Linked DNA regions of Homo sapiens: region 1 is linked to region 2. A link is a contact called in ENCODE Hi-C or POLR2A ChIA-PET data. All regions are on one chromosome and are shown on one strand. Each heading gives the region's core, a stretch centred on a gene start or an enhancer-like site at or near the end of the contact. The rest is flanking DNA. Distances are from core to core; before and after follow the strand shown. Region 1 overlaps MITF (melanocyte inducing transcription factor). Region 2 overlaps MITF (melanocyte inducing transcription factor).

Region 1 (4,342 bases), core at 1,672-4,171, 140 kb after region 2:
CCTCAGTCTCATGATATAGATCCTGAAGTTGTGTTATTAGGAGATGGCTGCTTTTTGACAGTTTTTAGCTCATGTGGGCTTGACCTTCAAACCAGTAGCATTCAGCAGCTCTCATCTCTGCCTAGGGGCTTTCTGACCTTTTGCTTAGGCCCAAGGCAATGTTTTCATCTCTGACAAACTTGACCACTGCCAGTTTCTTAAGAGTGTCGGTACTTATGAGAAGGAGTTGTTCTGCCTGTGCTGTAATCATCTCTAATACCCGATAAACTGCAAACAATGGGGGCATTTGAGGGGGGAAATGGTACAACAAAAAGACGTCTGCGATTCTGAGGCAGGGCTAAACTGGGGCACGTGGAAAAGTTCTAGCATGTGGAATGCTGCACTCGCAGCTCCCATGGTGGGGGGGATCTGGACGGTCCTGACAATGGGCCATTATAAAGGCACTATTGAACCACGTAATTGTGGCCTTTGGAAAAACCATAAAAATGTGTCAAATATTATACAAATGCAAACTGTACAAGCTTGAATGTTAGACCAAAAATTTCAGAAAAAACAAAGTCCTCTCCATCTGATCAAACAGTTCAAGAAAAAGTTGAAACAAGGCGAATTTCACCATTGTGTAACCCCTTCATGGGTTTATTTGTTGCTTGCAAAATTTTCAGTAGAGGAATTCTGCCTGAATATATTTTCATTTGTCCAGATCTGTAGGCTTTCATTCTCATGGAATGTCTAGCTTGTTTAAATTACAAAATCAGTGTCATGTACATTATAGAAAATAATAAAATAACAATCACTGAGAATTTATCGCTCGGGAATAGTCATTGTTGAGACTTGACCGAGTAATTTGTCATTAGTTTTTTTTTTTGGCTTTGCATATATATAAATAGCATTTAAAAATCAATTTTGGATAGCAGCATGTATAGTGTTTTTAACCTGCTTTATGTTCCCATTTACATTAATGAACTTTCCGTCTCATTAAATATTGTTAGATTAACACAGTAACGGAAAACCAAACACCACATGTTCTCATTCATACGTGGGAGTTGAACAATGAGAACACATGGACACAGGGAGGGGAACATCACACACCGGAGCCTGTTGAGGGGTGGGGGACAAGGGCAGGGAGAGCATTAGGACAAATACCTAATGCATGTGGGGCTTAAAACCTAGATGACGGGTTGACAGGTGCAGCAAACCGCCATGGCAAATGTATACCTATGTAACAAACCTGCACGTTCTGCACATGTATCCCAGAACTTAAAGTAAAAAAAAAAATAAATTTGATATATGAAATTCAATGTAGTGTACTAGACAAGAAATAAACAAAAAATTGTTAGATAAAATGTGGATTGTAATGACTGCATAGGATCCATTTATATGTAGTGGTTCTCAACTGAGGGCTGTTTTGTCCCCAGGAGGCATTTAGCAATGTTTGGAGCCAGTTTTGGTTGTCATAACTGGAGTGGGACATGCTGTGTTACTTGGCATCTAATGGGTATAGATTAGGGATGCTGGGAGACAGCAGGCAGTTCACACATCACCCCCACAACAAAGCAGTATCTGGCTCCAGTGTCAATAGTGCTGAGGCTGAAAGCCTGAACTATATGGCTTCCTTATAATTAATTGAATCCATGGCCTATGAGATATTTGTTTTCAATTTTTTTATTAGAAATTAATGGCTGAAAAACTTTATCTATAAAAAACAGAGTGTTTTAGACTTTTGGGGCCGTCGGGTCCATTACTCAACTATGCTCTTGTACTGTTATAGCTTGAAAGCAGCCATAGACTATACTTAAATGAAAGTATGGATGTTTTCCAATAAAACCTTATTGACAAAAATGGGCGGCATGCCCCAGGCAGTAGTCCACCTACTTCTGTTAGAGATAATGCTCTAATAGATGTCTGTGTACCTAAATCTTTGTCCCGTATCTGATCATCTCCTTAGAAAAGTTCTTGAAAAGAGCCATTGCTGCATGGGCAACATGTATGTATCTTTTTAAAGTTTATATCCGTTTATTTTATTTTATCTTTTACAGTTCTACCTATTTATTTTATTTTCTCCTATGAGATTGTTCATTTCATGTAGCTTTCTGAACACACTTGCGCCACCATCATTCTATCAGATTTGGAACCTTGTTCAGGGATATGAAGTGTGAATGGGTAAGGTAGGATTTGCAGATTTAAAAGTCTTCAGGAATCAGACGGGTTAATGAATAAAGTAGTCCAGTTGTCAGTGTCAGAATAAAGAGTGATGAGAGTTGCAGAATGAAAAGTAAGTGCTCATTGAAAGGGAGAAGCTACTTCTCAACTCTGTTGCTTTTCAACTCTGATAAGTTGCTGGCCCAGTAGGAGTGCAGTTTGGTATCTCTAGATCTTCTGATTTATCAACCAGAAAAGAGAAATCCAAACTCTGGTTTGAGAAACCAGATTTTGGGTTGAAAACTCCCAATTTTTCATCATTGGTGACAAATTCATAGAACACTAAATTCTGTCTAGGTGAACAGACTTGCCTGTGGTTTGTGTCCATGGACTGCCAGCTTGGGGACCTTGGAATAACTGTGACTTATCTAGGGGTCTACAGCTAGAGGTGAAAGCAAATCTCAGGCTTCCGGCCGGTCATTTGAGACCCACAGGGCCCTACTGGCTTGTTGTACTGCTAGATGAGAGCTGTAAGAATTGGCAATCTTTGGGCAGCCCCTGATAGATAAGGAAGCTTTATCATGTGAAGTAGGGTGGCAGGCTGTGAATCAACTGCCTGGCCTGAAGACTTAGTTCCTCTAGAGCTTTCTAACTTAGGAAGACTGAGGGACTGTCACACTTCATTTCCTCAGGACGTTTCCAGAGGTGGTCAGAATCCTAGCCTACAACCCCTGCCTACACAATGTGGCCCCTTGTTCTTCGGTTCTGCCCCTTATCCATGCACGCCAGCCACAGTGGTTCCACACTGCTTCACTGACGTACCAAATACTTGCTGAGTGCCCACAGTGTGCCAAGCTGTGTTCTGGACAAAGCAGAGCAGAGGAGGGAGAATCAGGAGCACTGGTAGCATGTGGGCTGGATATGTGAATATGTCCTTAAGATAGTTATAGGAGACAAGGTCAATGAGGTAATGCTCCTGGGGTGGGGTGGAGTGGGAGAAGTAGGCACAGTGGACAGGGGTCTGTAGAATCTACGTGGAGAACTAACAAGCTAGTGTGGATTTCTGAACACCATACCCAGAGATTCTGATTCATTAGCTCTGGTTTGGGGCCCTGGAATGTGCATTTCTAATAAGCACTGTGAATAGCATTGATGTAGGGACTTCTAGGCCATTGCAAATACTTTGTTTTTGTTTTTTTTTCTCAGAAATAAGTAGGGAACCATTACAGAGGTGGGGTTTTTCTTTTTGTTTGTTTTGGTTTAGTTTCTATAGAGAAATGACTTGATCTGACAATATCACAAGATCCCCCTATTCATTGTATTGAAAATACACCGTCAGAGTGCCAAGACAGAAGCAGGTAGAAGAGTCAGGAAGCTTTCCATCATCTAAGTTTGAAGAGATGGTGGCTTGGATCAGATGGTAACAGTGGAGCATGAAAATCCATCATATTCTGATTATTTTCTGAAGATGGAAACAATATTTCTTGATGGGTTGGATCCAGGGTATGAAAGAAAGGAGTCAAAGATAACCATGATTTGTAGAATGAGCAACTAGGTTAAGCCAGAGGAAGACCATTTTTTGACCTACCCCCGCCCCCAACAAAAATGGCAATTTTCTATGTTTCAACCTAATAGAAAAAAATGGAGTTGCCAACTGTGAAAATGCAGAAGACCGTGGGAGGAGCCAATTTGGAAGAGTGGATGAACATGCTGAGCTTGAGAGTCTGCAGTCCTCCAAACGGTGCCGTCTCGTAGGCCAGTGGAGATGAGTCTGGTTCTCAGAGACCTCTGTTCTGGGGTGCTTAAATCCATGTGACTGGGTTCGATCACCAGGGCTGGGAGTGTAGATAGATGAAATCAAGCTCGGATCCTTGAGGCACTCTGACATTTAGAGGGGAGAAGAGGAGAAAACTAGCTAAGGAGAGTGAGAAGAAATGAAGAACGTGAGAGAAAAACCAGGCAAGTGTGGTAAATCGAAAGCCAAGTAAATAACATGTATTAAGAGCCTCCTTGCTGTTCTTTGAGCAACCAAGGCTTGTTCACACCTGAGGGCTGTATGCTTGGCTGGAATGCCGTTCCTGCCAATCTGCCTGGCTCATCTCACCAACTTCAGGTCTGGGCGTCAATGTCATACTCTGTGAGGCCCTTACCTAAACACACTGTGTAAGATTTGCACAGTTGCCTGGCATCTAGTTGGTGCTCA
Region 2 (4,401 bases), core at 88-2,587:
ATATATATATATCCAAAAGAATTGAAAGCAGGGTCCTATAGATAATTGCACATCCATGTTCATAGCAGTGCTAGTCACAATAGCCAAGAGTGGAAGCAACCCAAATGTCCATCAGCAGGTGAATGGATAAACAGAATGTGCTGCATACATACAATGGAGTATTATTCAGCCTTAAAAAGGGAGGAAATCCTGTCATATGCCATGCTACAACATAGATGAATCTTTAGGACATTATAGTAAGTTAAGTAAGCCAGTGACAAGAAGGTAAATACTGTATGAATCCACTTATAGTAAGTTAAGTAAGCCAGTGACAAGAAGGTAAATACTGTATGAATCCACTTACATGAGGTATGTAGAGGAGTCAAACTCATAGAGACAGAAAGTACAATGGTGGTTGCTAGGGGGAGGGGGTAGTGGGAAAAGGGGAGTTGGTATTTAATGGGTATAGAGCTTCAGTTTTGCGAGATGAAAAAGTTCTGGAGATCTCTTGCACAACAATGTGAATGTAATTAACATCAATGAACTGTATATTTAGAAATGGTTAAAATGGTAAATTTTATGTAACATGTTTGTTTATTTGTTTTTTACCACAATTTTAAAAATTTCACATTTATCACCTGGCACTAATTTTACTACTTCATTGAGTATTTCAACATCTTACTTGAAGTTGCAAACCCCAAGGCCACAGGCTGAATGTGGCCCATGGACAATCAGTTTTTGACAAATGTGAAATAGTGGTCAATATTTTTTAAAAATTAGGAACTTTCACATCAAAACCCCTATATCTCGCTTCTCTTGGAAAACTGGAGAATCTGGAAATTCCAAGTCCCTAGTCTGTCCAATCAACAAATGGCTGTAGCTGAGGAGCAGCACCCCACTTTCAGTCCTAGGCATGAAATTCAGATTCATTTCTCTCACTCTCGAATTTCTTATACAAGACCCAAGTCCTCGTGCAGATATACTAACTTCCTGGCCACAGTATTTGTAGGTTTAAGATATTAAACTTCTTAATTCCAAATGCATCCAATAATAATAGACCGTAGATGGTGGATGCTCTGCGAGCTCCCACACTAACTTCTTTTTAGAGACACTAATTTCTAGGTTTCTGCTTCTGTTTGAGGTCCTAGAGTTATCATCTCTGTATTTCTATATGAACAAATATAGTCCCAATGCCCTTTTTTCTTTTGCCATTTTGCGTACAGCAAATGTCCTGCAAGTCATGTTCTAAATATAGATGTGTTAAATTTCAAATGTGAAAGTTTTTGAAGGGTCTAAAGCCAGTTTGCTAATCAGGGAAATGCTGTGATTGGCGCCAGCACTTGCAGTCCCTGAGGGGGATTGTGAAATCCGGCCTCCGCAACTGTGATTCAAGTCTGGGATGAAAGAAAACTCCATGATCGCTGAAGAGCTCTCCAAGTTGTTTTCTTCTTAACAGCGTGGTGGTGGTGGTGGTGGTTTGAGTGTCATAACAGAGAAAAGACAAATACATGTTCCTGAGTTCATTTTACTAGTACTGGATTAATAGTATGGTAACAAATCATTATTTTGCAAGCAAAAACAACCATGTTTTGCAATTCTTTATGTGCAAGTTGTAAGAAAATGCCTGTCAATAGAAAGGAATCTAGAGACCCAAGAGGCTCAAGACCTCTTCATGGCAAGTTAAGAAGAATGGCTACTTATGCAAAATATAAAAACCTTGGGTATTTGAAAGTTCAAACTGGCACAGTTTTTTCTCTTTTAAATCTTATTATTCTGTTGTTTTTCAAGATAGGGCTGGTGGCATCTAATGGCAAGTAGAGGCAAAATACTGGAATGCAGCAGTTGTGCGTTTTTCAAAGCTATGCACTGCATGACATCCCTGTGTGTGCATTTAAGTGTGTATGCAAGAGGCATTATTAGAACTGCCTATATGTTTCATGCTGGGTCTATTTCATTGGTGCAGTAGAACTTGGAAAATGCAGTTTCATGCTTTGAATAATAGTGAACAACAGTAGAGGAGGCCTTAGTTTCCAAGACTGGTGGAGCAGAGGTATTCGGGGAACTTTCTGGGAATGAGACTTGGATAATTAAGTTGCTGTGCCCTGAGAGTTGCTCCTTGAAGTAGAGACGGATGTGCTGAATCCTCATCTGTACTTGCCAGAAGTGAAGCTGTCATCTAGCACAGTTGCTGCCTCTGTTTTTGAAAAGAGATATGACTAGTTGATTCCATCACTATCTGATGCAGAATTTTCAAAGATGAGTAGTGGATCAGAGAAACGAAACAAAACAAAGCCAACTGAACTAAACTGTGTTGCTAGCTGAAAGGGTCTGATAGTGAGCAAAGGGCCAGATGTTTGGAGTTGCTTTCTTCAATTTTATTTCACTGCTTTTATCCATTAAATTGGTCAACAGCAGCACTCACTGGTAAAAATAGGAACAACAGATTCAAGTTTTCCTATGTGCTGTTACAGTGATGCCCTTTTTTTCTTTCCTCTCTCATCTCCTTGCTTTTTCCTTCCCTCCCTTCTTAAGCTCAAGCTTTCATTATATGATTTTTTTTTTAAATTCCAAAAGAATAACGATAGTGTATAGATAAAATGTGGTTAATTTCCCTACTCACCATCCCTAATCCTACTCTTCTAAAGAAATCAATATTAAGAGTTTGGTTTATATCAACAATCCTTCCCCAACCCATGCAAATAAGATATGTATCTAGAGAAATTTGTTTTTCTAATTTTTACAAAAGTGGACTCGTTCTGGGTACAGAATCTTGTAACTTGACTTCCCTGGCATTATTTTATTGGCATCTCTCCAAATCAGTACATTTAGCTCAAAATCGCTACTTTTAATGGCTAATTTTTTTAATAGTATAGTTTTATCACAATTTATTCATAAAATTCCTTATTGATTGATTCCTCTGCCCCACTAAAAATTTCCTCTCCTCCACTAAAAAGATAGCATTGCATATTTTAATTACACATACATATTTTTAAAGCTTTACCCTGTATAATATTTGAAGAGGAAAATTAAAGGGTTTCTAAATGTTTCATTTGCTTTATTACTTTAAATTTTTTCTTGTTTTATGGGCTAAAGTCTTTAGCTTTTTTTTTTTTTTTTTTTTTTTTTTTTTTTTTAAACAGGGTCTCCCTCTGCCACCCATGCTGAAGTACAGTGGTGCAATCACCGTTCCTGGGCAACCTCGATTTCCTGGGCCGAAGTGATCTTCCCACTTCAGCCTCCTGAGTAGCTGGAACTATAGGCGCTTGCCACCACACCTGGCTAATTTTTTTGTATTTTTTGTAGAGATGGGGTTTCGCCATGTTGCCCAGGCTGGTCTTGAACTACTAGGCTCAAGCAGTCTGCCTGCTTCGGCCTCCCAAAGTGTTGGGATTACAGGCGTAAGCCACTGCACCCAGCCAGATTTTCTAATTTGCTGATTTACCTCTTTGAATTTTTGCATTATAGCTATCTATGCTGTATAGTGAAGGATTTCTCAAGCTCGGCATTTTAGTCATTTTAGGTCATATAGCTCTTTGGTGTGAGTAGCTGTGCTGTGTGTTGTGGAACACGTAGCGTCCCTGGCTTCTACCCATTAGATGCTCATAGCATGCACCCTCTCCCAATGCTCATAGCATGCACCCTCTCCCAATGCTCAAGTTATGATGACCAAAAATGTCTCTAGTCACTGCCAGATGTTCCTTGGGTGGAAAAATTGCTCCTGTTGAGAACCACTCCTATAATGTATATAAGGTATATATTTAAAAACCCAGTTATGTGGAAGAACACTACTTTTCTTTATGTATTCACCAACACTTGGCAACATGAATGTAATGTCACATGCATTAGAAGTGAATCTCAGTATTGGGCCCCAGATAGTGAGCTTCACTTAGTTCCTGTGTACAAGCCAGCACTGGAATGATCTTCAGTTTATGCCATTTTGGTATCCATAATGGCACATAGACAACAGTGTCCTCATTTATAAGTTGTGCTATCTCAATCAGACAGTTTGAATATTTTCTGGCTGTGGTGGGGCAACACCTACTCAAATGAGGCAGGAATGCCATTTGCGTCTGACATCATTTTCTTCGACTGGGATTTGAGCAGTTCACGAGGCACCCATTGTCCCACCCATGTCACCCCAGCTATATGAAGTGTATAGGAGGCAGTGGCATCCAGGTAGCCAACGACCTCTTTCCTCTCCTAGTATCTTTTCTACAGAGTCTCCCCCAACTTCTGGCCTTGAGCAAAATAGCCCCATTGGGAAGATCACTGAGGGAAACTGCTGTTTCCACATATTCTATAATCTTTTTCTGTGAAAAGGTGAGCTATATATATAATTATTTAAGTTTCTTCACATTTGCAGGTGGCTATTGTGGTTGGTCTGCTTAACGAAATAGGGTGTGGTGTTATGTATGTGAACAA

Evidence for each region. Hi-C counts contacts between places; a loop is a spot of excess contacts on that map. ChIA-PET counts read pairs that join two places held with the same protein, here RNA polymerase II (POLR2A). Pooled maps may share reads with other maps.
Region 1: a map of heart left ventricle shows a loop between it and region 2 (2.4-fold over the local background). The contact joins two enhancer-like sites. A Hi-C loop is called at or near these places in 25 of 168 maps with a recorded cell type or tissue (Caco-2, Calu3, IMR-90 and 18 more) and 28 of 50 pooled maps. POLR2A ChIA-PET finds 5 or more read pairs at or near these places in 2 of 52 experiments (AG04450 and BJ).

Annotation. Positions count from the first base shown.
Region 1 is chr3:69,926,268-69,930,609 of GRCh38, forward strand. The region is part of intron 2 of MITF (melanocyte inducing transcription factor); the gene reads left to right. Among named protein-coding and RNA genes, the nearest start is that of SAMMSON, 71 kb to the right of the region's middle. Within about 2 kb of position 2,922, at least 3 of the 41 ENCODE cell types and tissues checked have a DNase peak (open chromatin) inside an H3K27ac peak, as active enhancers do; they include heart right ventricle, where a contact is called at or near this core.
Region 2 is chr3:69,789,919-69,794,319 of GRCh38, forward strand. All of the region lies in intron 1 of MITF (melanocyte inducing transcription factor), which reads left to right. Among named protein-coding and RNA genes, the nearest start is that of MITF, 53 kb to the left of the region's middle. Within about 2 kb of position 1,338, at least 12 of the 41 ENCODE cell types and tissues checked have a DNase peak (open chromatin) inside an H3K27ac peak, as active enhancers do; they include heart right ventricle, where a contact is called at or near this core.